Linked DNA regions of Homo sapiens: region 1 is linked to region 2. A link is a loop called in an ENCODE intact Hi-C map of the cell type or tissue named here. Cell type or tissue: HepG2. All regions are shown on one strand. Links, peaks and the distances in the headings refer to the core of each region. The heading gives the core; the rest is flanking DNA. Region 1 has its middle 150 kb from the start of NCK2. Region 2 has its middle 31 kb from the start of ECRG4.

Region 1 (5,218 bases), core at 1-5,000, 140 kb before region 2:
GGTCTGAACTTTGCTCTTTGGAAAATATTTGTTTAGAAATATGTTGCTGAACTCTTGGCAGCCAGCGCTCTCACACCATGTGTCCCCCACGACTAACTCTCGATTTGTCCTCTTGATCGGGAGCATTTATATTGATGTGCCAGGCCCTGGGGGTGCAGAGTCACATGACTTGGCATTTGTGCCCTCCTAGGCCAATCACGTATCAAGCGCTCCCTCTGCACCATGCACTGCGCCCCCATTTGTTCCTCATCACAGCCCCATGAGGTGGGACCTGCTATCATCCCCATTTTATAGATGGGGAAAGTGAGGTCTACAGGCAGTGCACCCAACATGTGGCTGCTGCATGGTGGAGCCAGGATGCACAGCCAAGGATCTGCACTAGCGCTGGACCCTTCCAACCCCAGCGTAGGAAGGTGTTCGGGAGAAGCGAGGTGTTGCACACTTACTCTGCCATGCGAGTTCCCTGTGAGGAAATTGTATCTTTTTGCTGCTGCCTTAGATTACAATAAATTAGAACTCTGGTGTCTTGTACCTGAGGTTGGTGGCACCCAGTCATTGTGAATAGACATTCAGGTGAGGGAGATCATTACATGAGACAGAATACATCCAGGGAAAAACCAGTCCCTCCAGACTCTTTCGGGTCTCACTAATGAGAATGACATTTTGACCTGATGCTGGAATCCCACTAAATATTGAGTGCCTGGACAGCTGAATGACTTTGATGTACACATAGCAATTCAGGTATAGCCGAGCAACTAAAGGACCAAAGACAGATGTACATTTTGGCTTCAGGAACTTACTTAAGGCTCATAGTTGTAGGTGACAGTTATTTTCAGTCTTGTCACATGCTGGCTTGTGGGCGTCCTCTGTCTGCCTGCAGGAGGTCAAGATTAGTATTTTTATATTAAGGAACCGGCACCCCAGGATGTCAGATGGACCACTGGAGGGTGAATTGATAGTCCCGTGATGAGCCACTAGTCAGAGTGGGAGGTCCAGGCAGGGTCCCCACGTCGCTTGGAGTGTGGCCACTGATGCTCTGGCCAGGCGGGCCAATGCCATCAATCTTCCTGGACAGATCTTGTTTTGCTGTTCTGTTGCCTCTTTGCACAGACAGCAAGGGACAATAAAGGTTAGTCATTCTGCACTCAGGTAACTTTGCTCACTTGTTTGTATCTAAATATGCCTTTTAGGTAAACATCGTGCCATCCTGCTGGCACGTAACCACCAAGACCGTCACGTATGGTTTATGGCCCAGTGCCATTAAATGATGTTTCTTGTGAGCTACAACTGGCCAACTTTTTTCCCAAACTGCATCACAAATTAAAATCTTCTAGTCTTTATAATGGCTGAAACCAATGTTTCCAAATCATTTTCAGTGCTAGTTCAACTGTGTCTTGCTTTCTATGTGCTAACCAGTTTACAATCTACTTTTCTACAATTCCTACTGCTCAACACCAGAATACCAAAGTAATTTCTTAAGACCAAAGTTCAGAACTGAAAGGATAGAAAAGTTTGAAAGTATTATTTAAATCTTACATTTCAATAAACATGAGTCTGGTTTTGGCCTTTTCTTACTAGAATGCAGCACTGTTTATTGTTGGCATCTGTGTCATTGATGTGGTTATTTCGTTTCTAACGTCTTGCCACATGCTGGCTGCTCTCCTGAGGAGCGGCATTGCAGGCTTTGGTTACCTGTTTAAGCCAGGCACGATGGCAGTGCCTAGCTGTCCTTACCGGCCCTGGGACTTCAAGCAAATTACTCAGCATCTCTGAATGTGTTTGCTCCCGAGTCAAATGGGGCTGCCCTGTTGAGGGTGCTTGTGCAAGTGCTACCTAACAGTGACAGATGCCTTTGGGGGTGGCCTGCGTGTGTCAAGGGATCTACTCAACATTTTTCTCACTTGGAACTAACTCATTGGTGCCCTGTTAGCCAGGGGCTTCCTCAGGGCCCCCCTGAAGAGCCGACTGCCTCAGACCGTCAGTGTGATCCTTCCCTAGCAGTCTTAGGGCCAATGCACCCCTGCTTCTTAAAGCTTAAGACTCCTCGAGTGTTGAAGGGAGGTTGCTTCAACAAACTGTTGAGCTGTCTTTCTTAAATTAGAAGCCCAAACCAAAAGCCACACTCAGCCATACTCAGCACTGGCCTTCTTACCTGCAGTGGTTGGTGAATTCACATCCCTAAAAATGATCCTCTTCAGGGTAGGAAGTATCTTTGTTTTCTCCTTAGGGGTTGGGAGCAGGGTGGGATGGTGGGAAAAAGAAGTCCATTAAACCAACCAGTATTCCACAAATGTTGGGATGTTCCCCGCAGGCTTCAAGTAGATGAGAGTAGAACCCAAAGTCAGGTCTAAACCCCCTCATGAGAACCTCCCGCTGGAACATTCTCAGCCCAAGTGACACAGTGGCTATTGAGCATTGGGCAAAAGTTCAGTAAGCCAACTAGTGTCCAGAAAACCTGTGTTCCCCCCTACCCCCAGCAGATGGCATTCCCACTGCTGAGGAAGCCGGCCGTTCCTGAGTGTAGCCCATTGGACCTCCAGCCATTAGGAAATGTGCTCCTTCTTGTGCTGTTCCTCAGACTCTGATTTGCAGGGCAACAGGGCAGTCATCTTTTTTTTTTTTTTTATAACTTGTAAGTTCAGGGGGACATGTACAGGTTTGTTAGGTAGGTAAACTTGTGTCATAGGGATTTGTTGTACGGACTATTTTGTTCCCCAGGTACTAAGCCTACTACCAATTATTTTTTCTAATCCCCTTCCTCTTCCCAGCCTCCACCTTCCAGTAGGCCCCAGTGTGTGTGGTTCCCCTCTGTGTCCATGTATTCTCATCATTTAGCTCCCACTTACAAGTGAGAACATGCTGTCTATGGTTTTCTGTTCCTGCATTAGTTTGCTAAGGATAATGGCCTCCAGCTCCATCCATGTCCCTGCAAAGGACATGATCTTGTTCTTTCTTATGGCTGCATAGTATTCCGTGGTGTGTATGTACCACATTTTCTTTTTCCAGTCTACAATTAGTGGGCACTTAGGTTGATACCATGTCTTTGCTATTGTGAATAATGCTGCAATGAACATATGTGTGCATGTATCTTTATGATACAGCAATTTATATTCCTTTGGATATTTACCTGCTAATAAGATTGCTGGGTTAAATGGTAGTTCTGTTTTTAGGTCTTTGAGGAATCACCACACTGCTTTTTGCAATGATTGAACTAATTTACATTCCCACTAACAGTGTAAAAGTGTTCCTTTTTCTCTGTGACCTCACCAGCATCTGTTCTTTTTTGACTTTTTAATAGTAGCCATTCTGACTGGTGTGGGATGGTATCTCATTGTGGTTTTGGTTTGCATTTCTCTAATGACCAGTGATGCTGAGCTTTTTTTCATGTTTGTTGGCCACATGTATGTCTTATTTTGAAAAGTGTCTGTTCATGTCTTTTGCCCACTTTTTATTGAGGTGGGTTTTTTTCTTGTAAATTTGTTTAAGTTCCTTATAGATACTGAATATTAGACCTTTGTCAGATGCAGAATTTGCGAAAATGTTCTGCCATTCTGTAGGTTGTCTGTTTACTCTGTGGATAGTTTCTTTTGCTGTGCAGAAGCTCTTTAGTTTATTTAGATCTCATTTGTCAACTTTTGCTTTAGTTGCAATTGCTTTTGGTATCTTTGTCATGAAATCCTTGCCTGTTCCTATGTCCAGAGTGGTATTGCCTAGGTTGTCTTCCAGAGTTTTTATAATTTTGGGTTTCACATGTTAAGTCTTTAATCCATCTTGAGTTGATTTTTGTATATGGTGTAAGGAAGGGATCCAGTTTCAATCTTCTTCACCAGCCAGCCGGTTATCCCAGCAGCATTTATTGAATAAGGAGTCCTTTCCCCATTGCTTGTCATTTGTCAACTTGGTCAAAAATCAGATGGTTGCATGTGTAGTGGCCTTATTCTTTGGCTCTCTATTCTGTTCCTCCATTGGTCTATATGTCTGGTTTTTTTTTTTACCAGTACCATGCTGTTTTGGTTACTGTAGCCCTGTAGTATAGTTTGAAGTCAGGTAGCATGATGCCTCCAGCTTTCTTCTTTTTGCTTAGGATTGCCTTGGCTATTTCAGCTCTTTTTTGGTTCCATATAAATTTTAAAATGTTTTTTTATAGTTCCGTAAATAATGTCAATGGCAGTTTAATAGGAACAACACTGAATCTATAAATTGCTTTGGGCAGTATGGCCATTTTAACAATATTGATTCTTCCTATCCAGGAGCATGAATTTTTTTTCCATTTGTTGGTGTCATTTCTTTAAGCAGTGTTTTGCAGGTCTTCTTGTAGAGCTCTTTCACCTCCCTGGTTAGCTGTATTCCTAGGTATTTTATTCTTTTTGTGGCAATTGTGAATGGGATTCTGTTGCTCATTTGGCTCTTGGCTTGACTGTTGTTGGTGTGTAAGAATGCTAGTGATTTTTGTATGTTGACTTTATAGAAGTTGTTTATAAGCTGAAGGATCTTTGCAGAAGTTGTTTATCAGCTGAAGGAGCTTTTGGGCTGAGACTATGGGTTTTTCTAGATATGGGGTCATGTCATCTGCAAACAGGGATAGTTTGACTTCTCTCTTCCTATTTGGATGCCCTTTATTTCTTTCTCTTGCCTGACTGCTCTGGCCAGAACTTTCAATACTATGTTAAATAGGAGAGAGGGCATCCTTGTCTTGTGCTAGTTTCCAAGGGCAATGCTTCCAGCTTTTGCCCATTCAATATGATATAGGCTGTCGGTTTGTCATAGATCACTTATTTTGAGGTATGTTCCCTCAATACCTCATTTATTGGGAGTTTTTAACATGAAGTTGTGTTAAATTTTATTGAAAGCCTTTTCTGCATCTATTGAGATAATTGTCTTTGGTCTTTAGTTCAGTTTATGTGATGAATCACATTTATTCATTTGCGTATGTTGAACCAACCTTGCATCCCAGGGATAAAGCCTACTTGATCATGGTGGATAAGTTTTTTGATGTGCTGTTGGATTTGGTTTGCCTGTATTTTGTTGAGGATTTTTGTGTCAATATTTATCAAGGATACTGGCCTAAAGTTTGCTTTTTTTGTTGTGTCTCTGCCAGGTTTTGGTATCAGGGTGATGCTGGCCTTATAGATGAGTTAGGAGTCCCTCCTACTCAATTTTTTAGAATGGTTTCAGTAGGAATGGGTACCAGCTCTTCTGTGTATGTCTGGTAGAATTC
Region 2 (5,499 bases), core at 255-5,254:
CCCACTTATGAGTGAGAACATGTGGTGTTTGGTTTTCTGTTCCTGTGTTAATTCACTGAGGATAATGGCTTCCAGCTGCATCCATGTCGCTGCAAAGGACACGTAAAATCTTATCTTTAAAAAAAAATGTCAGCTGGGCACGGTGGCTCATGCCTGTAATCCCAGCACTTTGGGAGGCAGAGGGGGGGTGGATCACCTGAGGTCAGGAGTTCGAGACCAGCCTGGCCAACATGCTGAAACCCCATCTCTACTAAAAATACAAAAAAATTAGCCAGGCATTGTGGCGGGCGCCTATAATCCCAGCTACTAAGGAGGCTGAGGCAGGAGAATTGCTTGAGCCCCGGAGGTGGAGGTTACAGTAAGCTGAGAACATGGGCCACTACACTCCAGCCTGGGCGTCAAGAGTGAAACTCCATCTCAAAGAAAAAAAAAAAGCAACATCAAATCCAGGGCCAGTGAAAAATTGTTTCCAAATTGGCCATGCTCCAATGTGGATTTTTAAAAGTGGAATGAACAACAATGGGACACAAGTATACATCTATTAGAATGGCGAAAATCCCAGAAGCTGACAATGGCAATTTCTGGTGAGGATATGGAGCAACAGGAAGTCTCATTCACTGCTGGTGGGAAAGAGAAATGGTACAGCCACTTTGGAAGACAGTCTGACAGTTTCTACAAAGCTAAGCATACTCTCACTATATAATGCAGCAATTGCACTCCAAAGTATTTACCCGACTGATGTGAAAACTTATATCTGCACAACAACTTGCACTCAAATGTTTATAGCAGCTTTATCGATGATTGCCAAAACATGGAAGTAACTGAGATGTCCTTTAACAGGTGAATGAATAAGCAATCTATGGTATATCCATACAATGGAATACTATTTAACAATTAAAAAGGAATGGACCCTCAGTCCAAACAACAATGTGGATGAATCTTGAATGCATATTGCTAAGTGAAAGGAGGCAGCATGAATAGACTGCATACTGTATGATTTCATTTTATGATATTCTAGTAAGGGAAGAGTTACAGAGATAGAAAACAGATTTATGTTCATCAGGGGATTGGGGAAGAAGAGGGGAGGAATAGGGAAAGCACCCAGAATTGTTTTACAGCCGTGAAATTATTTCATAAGGCACTGTAGTTGTGGAGACATGACACTATGAATTTATCAGTTGGGAGATTGGTAATCCCAGGATGGAATCCAGCCTGTGGCAAAACAATCTAACTGTATTACAATGTGGCATAACCTCACTGAAGGAGGCAGGAGAAAAGGTGATGATCTGAGTAACTTGGAAATGAGTGGAGCCTGCAGGACTAAAGACAAAAGAAACAATACAGAAGTACTATACTCCAGCTGATAAAGTTGTTTCTTATGTGCTTTGGGTTAACAATTTTGATACTTCTCTACATGTATACTTGGATTAAGACTATTAGTAAAAGATGATGGATGGTGGGAGGCAGGTTTCTCTCTATTGGAGTAAATGGTTACAGAAAGCCAAGGGAATGCCTAGAATGAACCATGTGGTTCTCTGTGTGAGACATTAGTCTAGACTCATGTTTAGCTTAACGTAGATACAGATCAATAATTATGGAAATAATTCTGGATATGTGTGCACACACAGGTAGACCCACCCTCATATATTTCCAAACTCTGTCTGCTGAAAGGGCCTAGAATCAATGAACCCTGGTAATGACAAGCTAACTCATCACCCTGATTTTGGTTTCTAATGCCATTAAAGGAACCAGAGCTCCTTGGAGAAATGGCTGAGTTTAAGACTGTGGTGGGAAATGCACCTGGAGATGAACTTGGAACCTCTTATAATCACAGAAGATAAGAAGGACCTCAGAAAACAAAAGCATGTGGCCGGGCGTGGTGGCTCAGGCCTGTAATCGCAGCACTTGGGAGGCCATGGCAGGTGGATCTCTTGAGGTCAGGAGTTCAAGACCAGCCTGACCAACATGGTGAAACTCTGTCTCTACTAAAAATACAAAAACATTAGCCGGGTATGGTGGGGGATGCCTGTAATCACAACTACTTGGGAGGCTGAGGTGGGAGAATCACCTGAACCCGGGAGGCAGAGGTTGCAGTGAGCTGAGGTTGCAGTGAGCTGAGATTGCGCCATTGCACTCCAGCCTGGAGTGGGTGACAGAGCAAGACTCCATCTCAAAACAAACAAACAAAACAAATAGAAAAACCCACAAAAGCCTGGGATTACATCAAAAGAACACAGGAGCCAACAGAAAGGGCTCCCAATGGCCAAACCCAGAACAATTTGAGCAACAAAGTAAATAATGTAATTTGGATTATAACCCAAAGTATAAAATAACAACAACAGTGTGTTTGTAGTTAGATAAATAAGGGATTGAATAGCTAAATACACAGGGTAGAATAGACAAAACTCCTATTCAGAATTTCAAATAATTTATGTAGATACTTGCTTCTCAAAGAGGTGGGACATAACTTCCCACAAGTAACTGTACGCTGAGCCTAGTGACTTCCTTCCAATGAGTACGGTGTGGAAAATGTCAGGGTTGAGACGGAGACTGCCTCAGCCAGGTCATGAAGACTAGCATCAACAGCGACAAGTCATGCTGATGTATGGACTCTTGATGTGATGCAGTGAGAATGGCATTTTACTTCTGAGATCTTCCTCCCAAAATCCTAACCCCAGTCTAATCATAAGAAACATGTCAGACAAAAGTAAATTGAAGGACCTTCTGCAAAATACCTGACCAGCACTCCTTAAAACTGGAGAGGTCACCAAAGACAAGCAAAGTCTAAGAAACTGTCAGAGCCAAGAGGAGCCAAAGGAGACACGACAACTTAATATAATATATCCTGGATGGGATCCTGGGACAGAAGACAGACATTATATAAAAACGAAGGGGGGGCTGGGCAAGTGGCTCATGCCTATAATCCCAGCACTTTGGGAGGCTGAGGCGGGCAGATCACTTGAGGTCAGGAGTTCGAGACTAGCCTGGCCAACATGGTGAAACCCCATCTCTACTAAAAATACAAAAATTAGCTGGGCATGGTGGCAGGCACCTGTAATCCCAGCTACTCAGGAGGCCGAGGCAGGAAAACTGCTTGAACCCAGGAGGCGAAGGTTGTAGTGAGCCAAGATCACACCATTGCACTCTAGGCTGGGCAACAGAGCGAGACTCCGTCTAAAAAACAAAACAAAACAAAAACGAAGGGAATCTGAGTAAAGCCTGGACTTAATTAATAATAACTACGCGTCAGTGTTAGTTCATTAATTGTGACAAATGTGCTATAGGAATGTAAGATATTAACAATAGGAGAAACTGGGTGTGGGGCTGTAAAAACTCTCTGTGTTTGCTTTGCAACTTCCTGTACATCTAAAACAATTTTAAAATATAAAGTTGATTTAAAGTGGAATGGATAAATATAGCTAACATTTATGCCAAGGTAAAGAAAAATTTTTTTCACCAGAAATTCTCTGAATTGTGTCAAAAATCTAACAATGAATTTGGAAGATGTGTTTGATGAGTGCTTCTGGAATCCAGGCTGAGCCTCCATGCTCCCTACTGCAAAAGGCGAAACCTCATCCCCTAGATATGAGATAAAAAGAAGGATATGTTTTGTACAGGATAAGTTTTGCTCATGAAAGGAATGCAAATAAGAATTGGGAGAGGGAAGGCCCAGGAAGTCAAGCGGAGAGTGGTAGGAAAATTGTGATGAGATGTGAGAAACCTTCCTTCTTCAGCAAAGCCTCCTTAATCAATCAAACTCTTGGTGGGTGTGAATTTTTAAAATTTTAATAGAAAACTGATGAAGAGGCTGAGTTTTGCATTGGGGTAAAGAAAGAGGAATTTAAGAAGTCAAAACTTTTAAGCCATTTTATTTAATAAAGACCTACAAGGATTGAAGTTTTTTGGGAATTAACAGAAATACTCAGTAGGGCAACTCAACCCTGGTCCTGGGATGGAGGATTTCAAGGCAATGGGACCTACCTGTCAAGGCGCAGAGAGGAACACCAGGTGACGTCTGGAGAGATGCTGATTTAAATTGTTGACTCAAACTGAAAATTATCTTAATAACAAAAAGTTGAGTGCTATCTCAGAACATTGGAGGGTTAGTTACTAAATCAAGAGCATCATGCTGAATCACTGCTACTGCTTCTCTCCCTCTTCCCCTACCCTCTGAAACCATGGTCAGACACTGGCAAAGTTGTGAAGCAGTCTAGGGTCATTTCTGGTTTTCTTTCCCCAGCCCACCTATTTTCAATGACCTTCTCCCTTCACTATCCTTTCAAACTCCATCTCTACAAGGTTTCTTGCATCTGTAAGTCATGAACACCATAATACCAACAGCTAAGTTCCAATGGCATTTGCCCTAAAAAACAAACTCAGGGGAAAGAAGCAAATCAAGTAATTTCTAAGGCTTTTAGGCTCTGTGGTTTTAACTTGCTCTGGGAAAGGTATTCTGAGTACGCTGTTGGTATTAAAATCATACATGATTTTCTCACTCATAAGTGGGAGCTGAACAGTGAGAACACATAGACACAGGGAGGGGAACATCACACACCAGGGCCTGTTGGGGGGTGGGGGCTAAGGGAGAGATAACATTAGGAGAAATACCTAATGTAGATAATGGGTTGATGGATGCAGCAAACCACCATGGCACGTGTGTATACCTATGTAACAAACCTGCACGTTCTGCATAATGTATCCCAGAACTTAAAGTATAATAATAATTTAAAAACTCATGCATGAATGCAACATTCCTCCAAGCGTGGCTCCTGGACCGAAAGCATCAACGTCACCCTGAAATGTGTTAGAAATGCCAAGTCTCAGGCCCTACCCCAGACTACATGAGTGACTTGAGGGCGGGCCTCGGAATCTGTGTCTTAGACTCTCCAGGTGATTCTGATGCTGTCCTAAGTTTCAGAAACACTGATTTTGTGAGTCCCAATTCTTCCCCACAAGGCCAAAGAGTGGGGTGGCTGTTGTGCACTGTGAGCAGCTCTGAAAGCTAATTGCAGGTAAGAATCACCTGGGAACTTAAAAAAAAAAAGCTTTCCTTGCTTGGGCCCCATCCCCAGAGGCTCTGATTTATGCACTACTTTTCAAAGGCCCCCCAGTGGTTAGAATCTGCAGCCAGCGCTGAGAACCCCTGCTCCAGGATCCAATCCCAGGCCTTATCTTTTCCTCCAAGGTCCCTTGCTCAAACTTGAGCTATGAAGGGCCAGCATCAGAATCCCCTGGAGGCCTTTTAAAACTACCTCAGGTCTCTGATCCAGGAGGTCTGGGGTAGAATCCAAAATTTGGCATTTCTAACAAGTTCCCAGGTGATGCAGAGGCTGTGGGTCCAGTGACTCCACTTTGAGAAGCATTGATGTAAGGTTCAGATCTGAGTGAACACTCAGATGTCTGCCTGTCAGCCCCACTGCCATCCGGCCTGCCCCCATGTATACATAGAGGGACTTTGAATGAGCAGCAGTTGGATTTGCTTGGAAATATGAAAAAGCT

The links. Hi-C counts contacts between places; a loop is a spot of excess contacts. Peaks named below come from ENCODE experiments on the same cell type or tissue, not always from the same donor. Only the 100,000 strongest peaks of a DNase experiment are listed, where the experiment ranks them.
Region 1: it touches region 2 in a loop (9-fold over the local background); 1 of 110 quality-filtered maps calls a loop at or near these places.

The regions. Positions count from the first base shown.
Region 1 is chr2:105,894,486-105,899,703 of GRCh38, forward strand. No RefSeq gene overlaps it. Among named protein-coding and RNA genes, the nearest start is that of NCK2, 150 kb to the left of the region's middle. In HepG2, for the core only: a CTCF peak has its summit at 2,481 (motif pointing right); a DNase peak (open chromatin) is centred at 2,486.
Region 2 is chr2:106,032,338-106,037,836 of GRCh38, forward strand. No RefSeq gene overlaps it. Among named protein-coding and RNA genes, the nearest start is that of ECRG4, 31 kb to the right of the region's middle. In HepG2, for the core only: a CTCF peak has its summit at 5,106; a DNase peak (open chromatin) is centred at 2,204; H3K27me3 peaks cover 1,083 bases.